2 separate regions of the Homo sapiens genome follow, and region 2 is linked to region 1. Evidence: chromatin contacts called from ENCODE Hi-C or POLR2A ChIA-PET data. All regions are on one chromosome and are shown on one strand. The core of a region is the stretch at or near the end of the contact, and the rest is flanking DNA. Distances in the headings are between cores, read along the strand shown. Region 1 has its middle 38 kb from the start of CD44-DT. Region 2 overlaps SLC1A2 (solute carrier family 1 member 2).

Region 1 (4,627 bases), core at 1,086-3,585:
GGAGATGGTGGAGTTTATTTTAGGATTTGCACTGAATTTTGTTATTGCTTCAACAGTGCAAAAGGAAACAGACCTAAATCCATCCAGCTTACCGTTATTTATTGGCTCTGTGTCAGGTGCTGTGCTAAGAACTAACAAAAGCACTGGGATCAAGATAGATGAGACCTTCAACTTGCAGGCACTTACATTCTAGTGGGGGAGAAAAATAAGGCAGAAAGAAGCAGATTGATTTAGCAATTCTGATACTGATAAGCAGTGTGAATAAAAGATGCTATGGGATAGGCAGGGATTCTTAAACTTTCCCTGTAAAGGCCAGATGGTAAATATTTTCAGCTTTGTGGGCCATCCATCTCTCTTGCGGCCACTCATACATGGAACTCAACTCTGCTGTTGTAGCCCAAAAGTAGCCATAGAAAATGTGTAAATAAATGAGAATAGATTTGACCCAAGACAACAATTTGCCAACCTTTGAGACAGAGCAAGCTGGCTGAAAGTGGGGCAGATGTCAAGCAAGGAACCTTGGGGACCCGAATGGTGAGAGGTTAGTCATGGGTTACCTGGGAGATGAGCATCTCAGGTAGGACAATGAACACTTGCAGAAGCCCTGGTGTGAAGGGGCTCAGCACATTCCAGGGTCAGAAAGAAGACTAGCCATCTGGAGTATATGAAATAAAAAATGAGAGAAGAATGAGGTGATAGCACTGAGGTAGGATGCCACTCAGCCTGGATTCTTTCCAAAATATGACAAGAAGTCACTGGAGGGTTTTAAGCAAAGTGATGACCAGAGAGGCCGGGTTCTTGTCAGAAAGATGAAAGAAAATAGCAATTTTCCATTTACAGAGCACCTAGCTAGTGCTTGATACATGGAAGTACCTAATATATCTTCTTGTGTATTGCTTGATAAAGCACCATGCTTCCAAGGGGTCAGCAAACCCTGGAATAGAAGAGACTCTAGAAGATATCTAGCTCACATCCCCTATTTTATAAATAAGTAAATTGAAACCCAGAGAGGTTAAATGCTTTGCCCACCATAAGTCATCAGATTGGGACTGGAACTCTAAGGAGAGAATTTCAGCAGAGAAGCGTGCCCAGATGACAAAGCATTTGTTGTGTGAAGGACGGGATGATTTTGGATCCAGGATGGTGACATCATGACTATGTCAATATTGGGTCCAGTGCCACGTGGACTCAATGTGAGAGTTCTAGGGAAAGACAAGCTGTGAGAAAAATCTGAGCAGTGAAGATTTCCCATTGTCATGGAGCTGAGCCTTGAGTGCACAGAGGAAGCCATGGGTATGAGGGTTCTCCCAGTGGTTGCCAGCTAAAGAATCATGGCCATGAGACTCCACTGAGGGGCCAGAGGTGCACAAGAGGAAAATGGCAGGCACCAAATGGAAATGGCAAGGGCTTATTTAGGAGCATATTTGACATACCCCTAAGAATGCTCAGAAATACTCGAGTGACACTTTGAGAAGAATTGAAGTATGAATAGCAAGGGGGCCAGTGAAACATGATTTATGGCTGTCTACTGCACCCCACCTTTGCCACCCAGACTCATGTCCTCTCGGGGAAACACAAGTCATGTTTCAAATTCATGTGAGACTGTATGGGCCCACATCCTGTCCATCCAGCAAATATATCTGTCACCACCTTAAGTATTTATGTATTACCTCTTCCAAAATATTGGTTATTCTTGGAGCTAATACAAGTAGTATTAATGACCCCAGGTCTGTCCCAACGCAAGCTTTGGCAACCTAACACACTGGTCTGGGCAGCATGGTGAGAGATGGAAGGGTCTTACCCTTCCTGTGGAATATAGCGGGCTGGGCAGCAAGAGGGCTATGCTCAGTGTCCTGAAGTCAGATTTCAAGAGATGAGGCTCCTACTGAAGCAGGGAAGTGGTGTCTCAGCAGATTAAGACCCTGCTGCCTTGCTGACCAGGACAGCCTTCCTCTCACCCCTGGGCTAGAGCCCTAAAATCTTGTCTCTTGCACAGCAAAGCTATCTTTAATTTTTTTTTTTTTTTTTTTTTTGAGATGGAGCTTTACTGTTGTTGCCCAGGCTGGAATGCAATTGTGCGATCTCAGCTCACTGCAACCTCTGCCTCCCAGGTTCAAGCCATTCTCCTGCCTCAGCCTCCCGAGTAGCTGGGATTACAGGCATGTGCCACCATGCTCGGCTAGTTTTGTATTTTTAGTAGAGACGGGGTTTCTCCATTTTGGTCAGGCTGGTCTTGAACTCCCGACCTCAGGTGATCCGCCCGCCTTGGCCTCCCAAAGTCCTGGGATTACAGACGTGAGTATCATTCTATTTTTAGAATAAAAAACTGCTATGAACCATACTTTCCATTCTTCAGGCCCTTGCCTGGGCTCTATTTCTAGTGACCAACTGGAAAAATAACTCTCATTCTGCACGGACATACTTGAAATTTGGCCAGTGGTTTTACAGTCCACTCCCTGGAGAATTGTTTCCCAAACAATGACAGGGCTGTGCTGTTAGGAGAATGTCATCCTGTAGTTTGCAGAGAGAATGTTAACCTCCACAGTGCCAATCCCACTACCTTCAAGCCACAGGGAAATTTGAATTGTATTGCTTCTCTCAAAGATTCAATTACAGACTTGGGGCTTTCTGCTAATGAAGATGATGAAACTTCAGGTCATGTAAATAAGAAAAGTTGAAGTTCCCAGAAAAGAGTGCTGGCTTTTTCGTGACTTTTTCCCAGTGGCTTCTATTTCTAACGGGAATTATTAGCCATGACAGAAGAGAGGCTTGATCCTTTACTGTAAACAAAACTGGACATGAAATGTGCTGAATGAACCTGAATTCCTCTGACTAGATAGGAACTAAGCCTGCCCTGGGAAAAGGTGGGACGAAGACATGGAAACCGACATTGGTGTAAGCATTAGGAGATGTGTGTTCATAGTGGGACTGGTGATTCTAAAGCCATTAAAGGGCATCAGTTTCGTGAGCCTAATATGATAATTTCATACCTGGGATTATTCAAATTGCTTTGAATGTGCCTCCACTCTTAGGAGATGGAAACTGTACTCTCTTTCTGAGGATGACTCATCTCTAGTACATTCCATGAAAACGGACAATGCCTCTGGAGGGCCTAGGGCCTGGATTTTCAAACTGCAGTGCATGTACCCTTGGGATTACACAGATTATGAAAGATACACAAAGCTTAGAAAAACAGGGTGTATGTTTCCAAAACATTCACTTTACTTGCAGATAGGTGGTTTAAAAAGAATGTTAAGATATATAATGTTTATGACCACTAAGTGTGTATTCAAAGTCTTTTCTGTATTGGGAAAATGTCCTACATTGTGAGCCCTGCCTTCATAAAGTAGAAATTGGAATTTACTATTCCATCCTCTCTTGTAGTTGGGCTATAGGCTGGGTCTTAGGCAGTACCATGCAGATACAACCACTAACGACTTCAATTCGGTCAAAAGCAATATGAGGAAGGAGCCTTGAGAAATCTGTTTGGGCAGCACTGTGACAAAGCCACACGCAGCAGTAGCAGAGCCTCTGTATCCAGTCCCCAGTGGGATCAGAGCAAGCACCTCTGTCTGGGGCAGGCTGGGGTGTTTGTGTCCAAGGCCAACACCACTGGACATTTGCTGGGGCAGCCCCTGGGGACTGGCTTCATCATGTTTCCACTACGTGGGGAACCCAATGCTTTAGATTTCCTAGAAGATCCACGGTTGCCCTTAAATTCTTGTTCTGCCTGAGCTACCTAGAATGGACTCCATTATTTTCAACCAAGAACTAACTGTAAATGATTCACATGAACATATTATGGAATCAAATTCAAGATTCACATGTATCTTAAAAATAAACTTTAAATGTCAATGAAATTTCACATTTGTGTCGGACACTTTGGGCTAAACCTTTTTACATATTTTTTTGCTTGTTAGGGGCATTTTTGGTGGAAACATTTGAACATTTTTGGCCTGAGGTATATGCTTATGGAAAAAAAAGGAGAAATAGGGATTAGGTAGGACAAAGGGAAAAGTTAAAGAGAAAAAGACAAATAAGCAAATGAAATATTTGTGCACATAACTGCCTGCCTTAAAAAAGTCCAAGACATACGTTATTCCATGTGATCCTCATGTCAACTTTGTTATTGTTCCCATTTTACAGATGTGGAATCTGAGTTTGCACAGAGAGACTACAGGACTTGGAGGAGAATATGTAGGTGGAAGACAGCAGCGGCCAGTATTGAAGCAGAGCCACCACCATCAATTCTGATTATTTTCCCATTCTGTCACACAATTGGAGAGGTGCTCTGTTTTCTGGTCTTCTTTTTCCAAAGAGTACAGGAAACAAGCTCAGAAAGCAAGAATCAAAGTGTTTCTTTCCTGCCTCCCTATCCAATGTAACTTCTTTCTAAAACTTGGCCCTACCACTCTGTCGAGGTCAGTCTGACAGAGGTGGCTCTGCTTGTACCTTGTGGGGTCACATATTGAAATCCTCCTCCCCTGAACAGCAGGCCTCGATGTCTGCAGCAAAGTGTAAACAGCCTTTGGCCAGATACAGCAGCTCCCGGGGTGCTGCTGGCTTTGGCTGGAGCAACCTTCTCCCTCCTCCCTGCCTGTCCCTCTCATTATACAGTGTCACAGTG
Region 2 (4,627 bases), core at 872-3,371, 260 kb before region 1:
GGAGTGCATTAGAGGGACAGAGAGGAGGGACGTGAGTGGGGCACTGAGAGCATCTGAGACATGCTCACATTTCTTTATCCAAAGGAATTCACGTGGCAAAGGACGTCTTCAGGGATAGAGAAGTGTAATCCTCCCACAGAGGTGCAGCAATACTTGAGAACCAAAACAGGCCCTGAACCCTGATTCATAAGTATAATAAACTCTAGTTGACACAGTACATGTAATAGATGGTTAACTGAGAGCTACCATCCAGACCAGGGTGTTTTGACCTCAGCACTATTGACATTTGGGGCTGGCTAATTCTTTGCCGTGGAGGACTGTTTTATGCATTATAGCATGTTTAGCAGCATTCCTGTCCTCTACCCACTTGGTGCCCATAGCCTCCCTCCCCTCACCTCATAATTGTGACAACCAAACATGTCTCCAGGTGTTGCCACGTGTTCCTAGGGGAAAAGTCACCCCTGTAGAGAGCCACTGATGTAGACCATATATGCATTGCTAATTCCCAAGGAACTGAAATAAATTGTGGATGCCTCGATGGAGGTGTGCACAGCCTGATGGGAGAGACAGACAGACAGACATATAAACTGTAATGGCCAGTCCACCCTGGGTAACAACAATTTGAATTATGTAAAGAAAACAGAAATAGTTCAGGAGTGGTAAACATCACTTTTGTTGCAGGCTGGGGATGGTCAGGGAAGTCTGCAGAGACAGAGACAGCAGAGCGGGGTTTTAAAGGATGAAGAGGAGTTTTTCGGATGAGTGATCCCACATGTAGAAGTTAATGTTTCTGCTTGAAAATGGCATGTGTTACTTTGGTTCTGTGTTGGTTTGGGTTCCTAGGAGCAGATTTTACGACAAGGATTCAAACTCACACCGTTTATGATCTTTGGTGATTGTGGAGACTTGGGAATGCTACACTGAGACTGATGCTGGAAATGCTGACCTCAGAGCCAGGCTGATGGCAGGGCTGTAGTTACACCAGCTTTACCATATCATTGATCATGTGTAAGGAGCAATGTCAAGGGCTTTGGAGGCACTTAGAGGAGTTGCCCAAATGGCATGGATACAACCCAGCCCCAGAGGGACCAGAAGCACCTTTGCTGTATTATTTTAGTCAAGGGAGAAAGCCAGCTTATTCCTCGGCCTCCTCAGTATCATCTCCTGACCCATCCACTTTGATGTTTGTCCCATGTGTTGTGCAAACAAAACTGGATGTGGATTTGTCACTTAACATCTCTCTGCCTCAGTTTCTTGACCTGTTAAACAGAGATCATAAGGTTTTCTCTCTTGCTAGTTTCACAGTCTTACTCTAAAACGCATTGGCTGTGCGTTCAGATGAACCTGCCCTGCTCTGCCATCCACCAGGTATGGACTTCTTTTTCTCCATTTTCTCATCTGTAATATGGGCTTAATACCCACCTCACAGGGTTGTCTTGAGGACTGAATTGTGTGATGTCTATAAGCCCTCAGCCCTGCACCTGGCACACACAGTAAGAGAATAAATGACCATAAATATTAAGAAATAGGTTGAGTGTGCATAATGATAGCTAACTTGTATTGAGTGCAGGTGATGTTCCAGGCACCATCATGGGGGTGTGTATGTATTAACCTATGACTACAATAGGTATCCTGATTATCTCCATTTTACATATGAAGAAACTAAGGCTCAGGGAAATCTGATCACTTACCTAATGTGTGTAGTTAGTGAGTGGTATTCAAACTTCAGCAGACTGTTGAGCAAGTAATTGCTTTGCTGGATTGTTTAGTGCTTGGCATTTTACCATAGCTCTTTGAAAAGAAAATCAAGTCTTTAGGTAGATAGTTACATTCACCAAATGATTAGAGCCAGTGTAGCTACTACTGGGTAAATGAACTTTTCTTACTATTGACTGAGGCCCCTTTAGTACACTTACAGAATATTAATAAGAAAGTAGGTGAGAAGAAATGTATTTTTAATCACAGTATCTGAGCTGGCTTCTCAGTGTGAGTCTACATGGGTAGATGATGAATCACCCCAAACTGACCCTTTCCAGAAATGCCTTGTGAGGGCAGCACAAAGGAAAACTTTCCATTGCTTAACTCTCCCCACAGCCCCCACCCTCAGCTATTGAAATAAAATGCCAAGAGGCTGCTTGCCAGCTCCTGGACACCACCTCCAGAACAGCAGGGAGTGTCTTCTCTCCCTTTGTGGCAGGGACACATATGGTGTTCTTAGTGTCAGAGCAAGCAGACTCTGTTCCAAGAGCTGCTTTTCAATCCAGCCTCTGTGCATGGGATGGCAGCAATGGAAAACAGTGCAGGGTCCTGGGTCTGAGGGTCATCCTCTTTCTGCCGGTGCCCCTGCCACCTGCTAAGCTCTTGTCTTTGGTGGAACAGGAAATACCACTCAGTGCAGGTACAGACCTAGCCTGCCTTGTACACCTCCGTGTCCTGGTCCTTTGTAGATGCTTGAATGAGAACCAATCAGTGAGGAAAAGGTATGATGCCCCTCCTGTTCAAAACACCTATTGAGTACCAAGTACTACACCCAGATATCATTTTCTTCCTTCTTTCTTTGGCTCAGGTCCTAGCTCCAGACCTTGTCAGCCACGTGTCCTGGAGCAAGTTATTTTCTCTCTCTTTGCCTCATCAAGAAGATGGACATAATAATAATTCCGTGCAGAGAGTTGCTGGAAGAACTCAGTATAAAGCAACTGGCTGACAGAAAGTGCTCTAAGTGCTAGTTCCTCTGTCATTTTGAGACCAAGCCAGATGTGTTAGAGATGTCCCTGGGGGAACTTGTATCCTGGAATTTGACAGCCTGGAGAGATCTGAAGGCATTCTCTGGTCCTGTACCCCAAATGAGGTTTGAAACCCTCCAATGAGCTCCCTATTTTGTAAGTTACAAAACCTTTGGCAACCGAGAAGAGGCATCTGTAGCAACTTTAGCTGTGTCCCAAGCTCCAAGCCATCCGCCCTTCCTTCCCCACTACCAGGCAACAGCCTGCTGTCTGCCTCCTACTCAGACATCCACGGTCTGGAACAACCCCAAAATTGTCATCTGGGGCAGAATACACAACACCCAAAAGATGGTTTTGCTTTCTGAACCTCACCTGCAGCCACTCCTGGCTTCTCCACTTCCCATCCTTTATGACATTCATGCTGCACACCTCCCCTTCTCTAGAGAGACAGTAAGCCTCTCCAGTGAGAGGCAGGGTGTGCAATAGTAACATGCATTGGCTCAGGAGTCCGACTTTGAGGGTCTGCCGCTGACCTGCTTTGTGAACTTCAGCAAGTTGCTCAGTCTCTCTGTGCCTTCTTCTTGTCCCCAATAGGAATAATAGTAGTGCTACCTCATCAGGTTTTTGAAAGATTCAAACAAGCCAAATGTGAAGCATTTAGAATGTGGCTGGCACATAGTAAGTCTTCAGTGAAGATTAGCTAGTATCATTGTCCTAAAGTGATAAATGTCACCAAAAGGGGGAGTAGATGCTGCAACTAGAAGTTGGATGTAGTCAGGCTGCTAAGACATGAGACCTGAAAATCCAGTTTGCTGTGGATTTGCCATGGATTCCCATGGCGACTCTCAAAAGCAAAGTTGCTCAAAGGCCATTTAAGGCTCATAAAGTCAATGGTTGTTTTGCCTAAGAAATTTTTGTGGAATGAACAAATACAACATAGTAAGGATAATCATAATAGTTACCATATGTTGCATGCCACATTCCAGGCACTTTCACATGTATTGATGGAATTAATTTTCACTACAGTCCCGTGAATAGTTATTATTATTATCATCTGTTGTATGAATGAAGTATTTGAGGTTCACAGATGTTAGATAATCTGTCCAAGGCCACACAGCTCATGAGTGTTGAAAGTAGGATTGGAATCTCAGGTGGTGCTCCAAAAGATGTCCACTGCAGGCCACAGGATTCTTTATTTTAACATATTTATCTATGGCTGCTATTAGGAACCAACTGAAGAACAGTCCTCTCTCAGATGTTATATCTCCTGTGAAAATTTCAGATTGGGATTGAAATGGCCCAGGGAGGGGCCAGAGACAGCTATGAAAGAGCCACAGATATGGTGAGGAGTGTGTCTAGATGATCCAGACACCTGCGGGGATTGTGCAGAGCAGAGCTCTGCATCAGGCCACATGCAAAACATCTTGGGCATCTGCTGTCTGGGGTAGATGGTAGTTTGGAGAGTCCCCTGGCCCGATCTCCACCATTGCCTATACCAGGTGAGAACTGAAGCTCCATTCTCTGTGCTAACCTCTGGTCAGATTAATAATTCTATATAGCAGCCTGAATCCTACCAATATGATGACAAAAGTCTTTAATTATTTATTTATTTTTGAGACAGGGTCTCACTGTGTCTATCACCTAGGCTAGAGTGCAGTGGTGTGAACGTGGCTCACTGCAGCCTCAACCTCCCAGGCTCAAGTGATCCTCTACTTCAGCCCTTGGAGTAGCTGAGACTGCAGGCAGGCATCACCATGCCCAGTTAATTTTTGTATTTTTGTGGAAGACTTGGTTTTGCCATGTTGTCCAGGGTGGTCTTGAACTCCTAGGCTCAAGGAGTCCTCCTGCCTAGGCCTCCCAAAGTGCTGAGATTACAGGTGTGAGCCACCGTACCCAGCTGACAA

What was found. Hi-C counts contacts between places; a loop is a spot of excess contacts on that map. ChIA-PET counts read pairs that join two places held with the same protein, here RNA polymerase II (POLR2A). Pooled maps may share reads with other maps.
Region 2: a map of aorta shows a loop between it and region 1 (2.5-fold over the local background). The contact joins two enhancer-like sites. A Hi-C loop is called at or near these places in 4 of 168 maps with a recorded cell type or tissue (aorta, cardiac septum, chondrocyte and 1 more) and 6 of 50 pooled maps. POLR2A ChIA-PET finds 5 or more read pairs at or near these places in 2 of 52 experiments (BJ and MCF 10A).

The regions. Positions count from the first base shown.
Region 1 is chr11:35,097,944-35,102,570 of GRCh38, reverse strand. No RefSeq gene overlaps it. Among named protein-coding and RNA genes, the nearest start is that of CD44-DT, 38 kb to the left of the region's middle. Within about 2 kb of position 2,335, at least 5 of the 41 ENCODE cell types and tissues checked have a DNase peak (open chromatin) inside an H3K27ac peak, as active enhancers do.
Region 2 is chr11:35,361,690-35,366,316 of GRCh38, reverse strand. All of the region lies in intron 1 of SLC1A2 (solute carrier family 1 member 2), which reads left to right. Among named protein-coding and RNA genes, the nearest start is that of SLC1A2-AS2, 55 kb to the left of the region's middle. Within about 2 kb of position 2,121, at least 19 of the 41 ENCODE cell types and tissues checked have a DNase peak (open chromatin) inside an H3K27ac peak, as active enhancers do.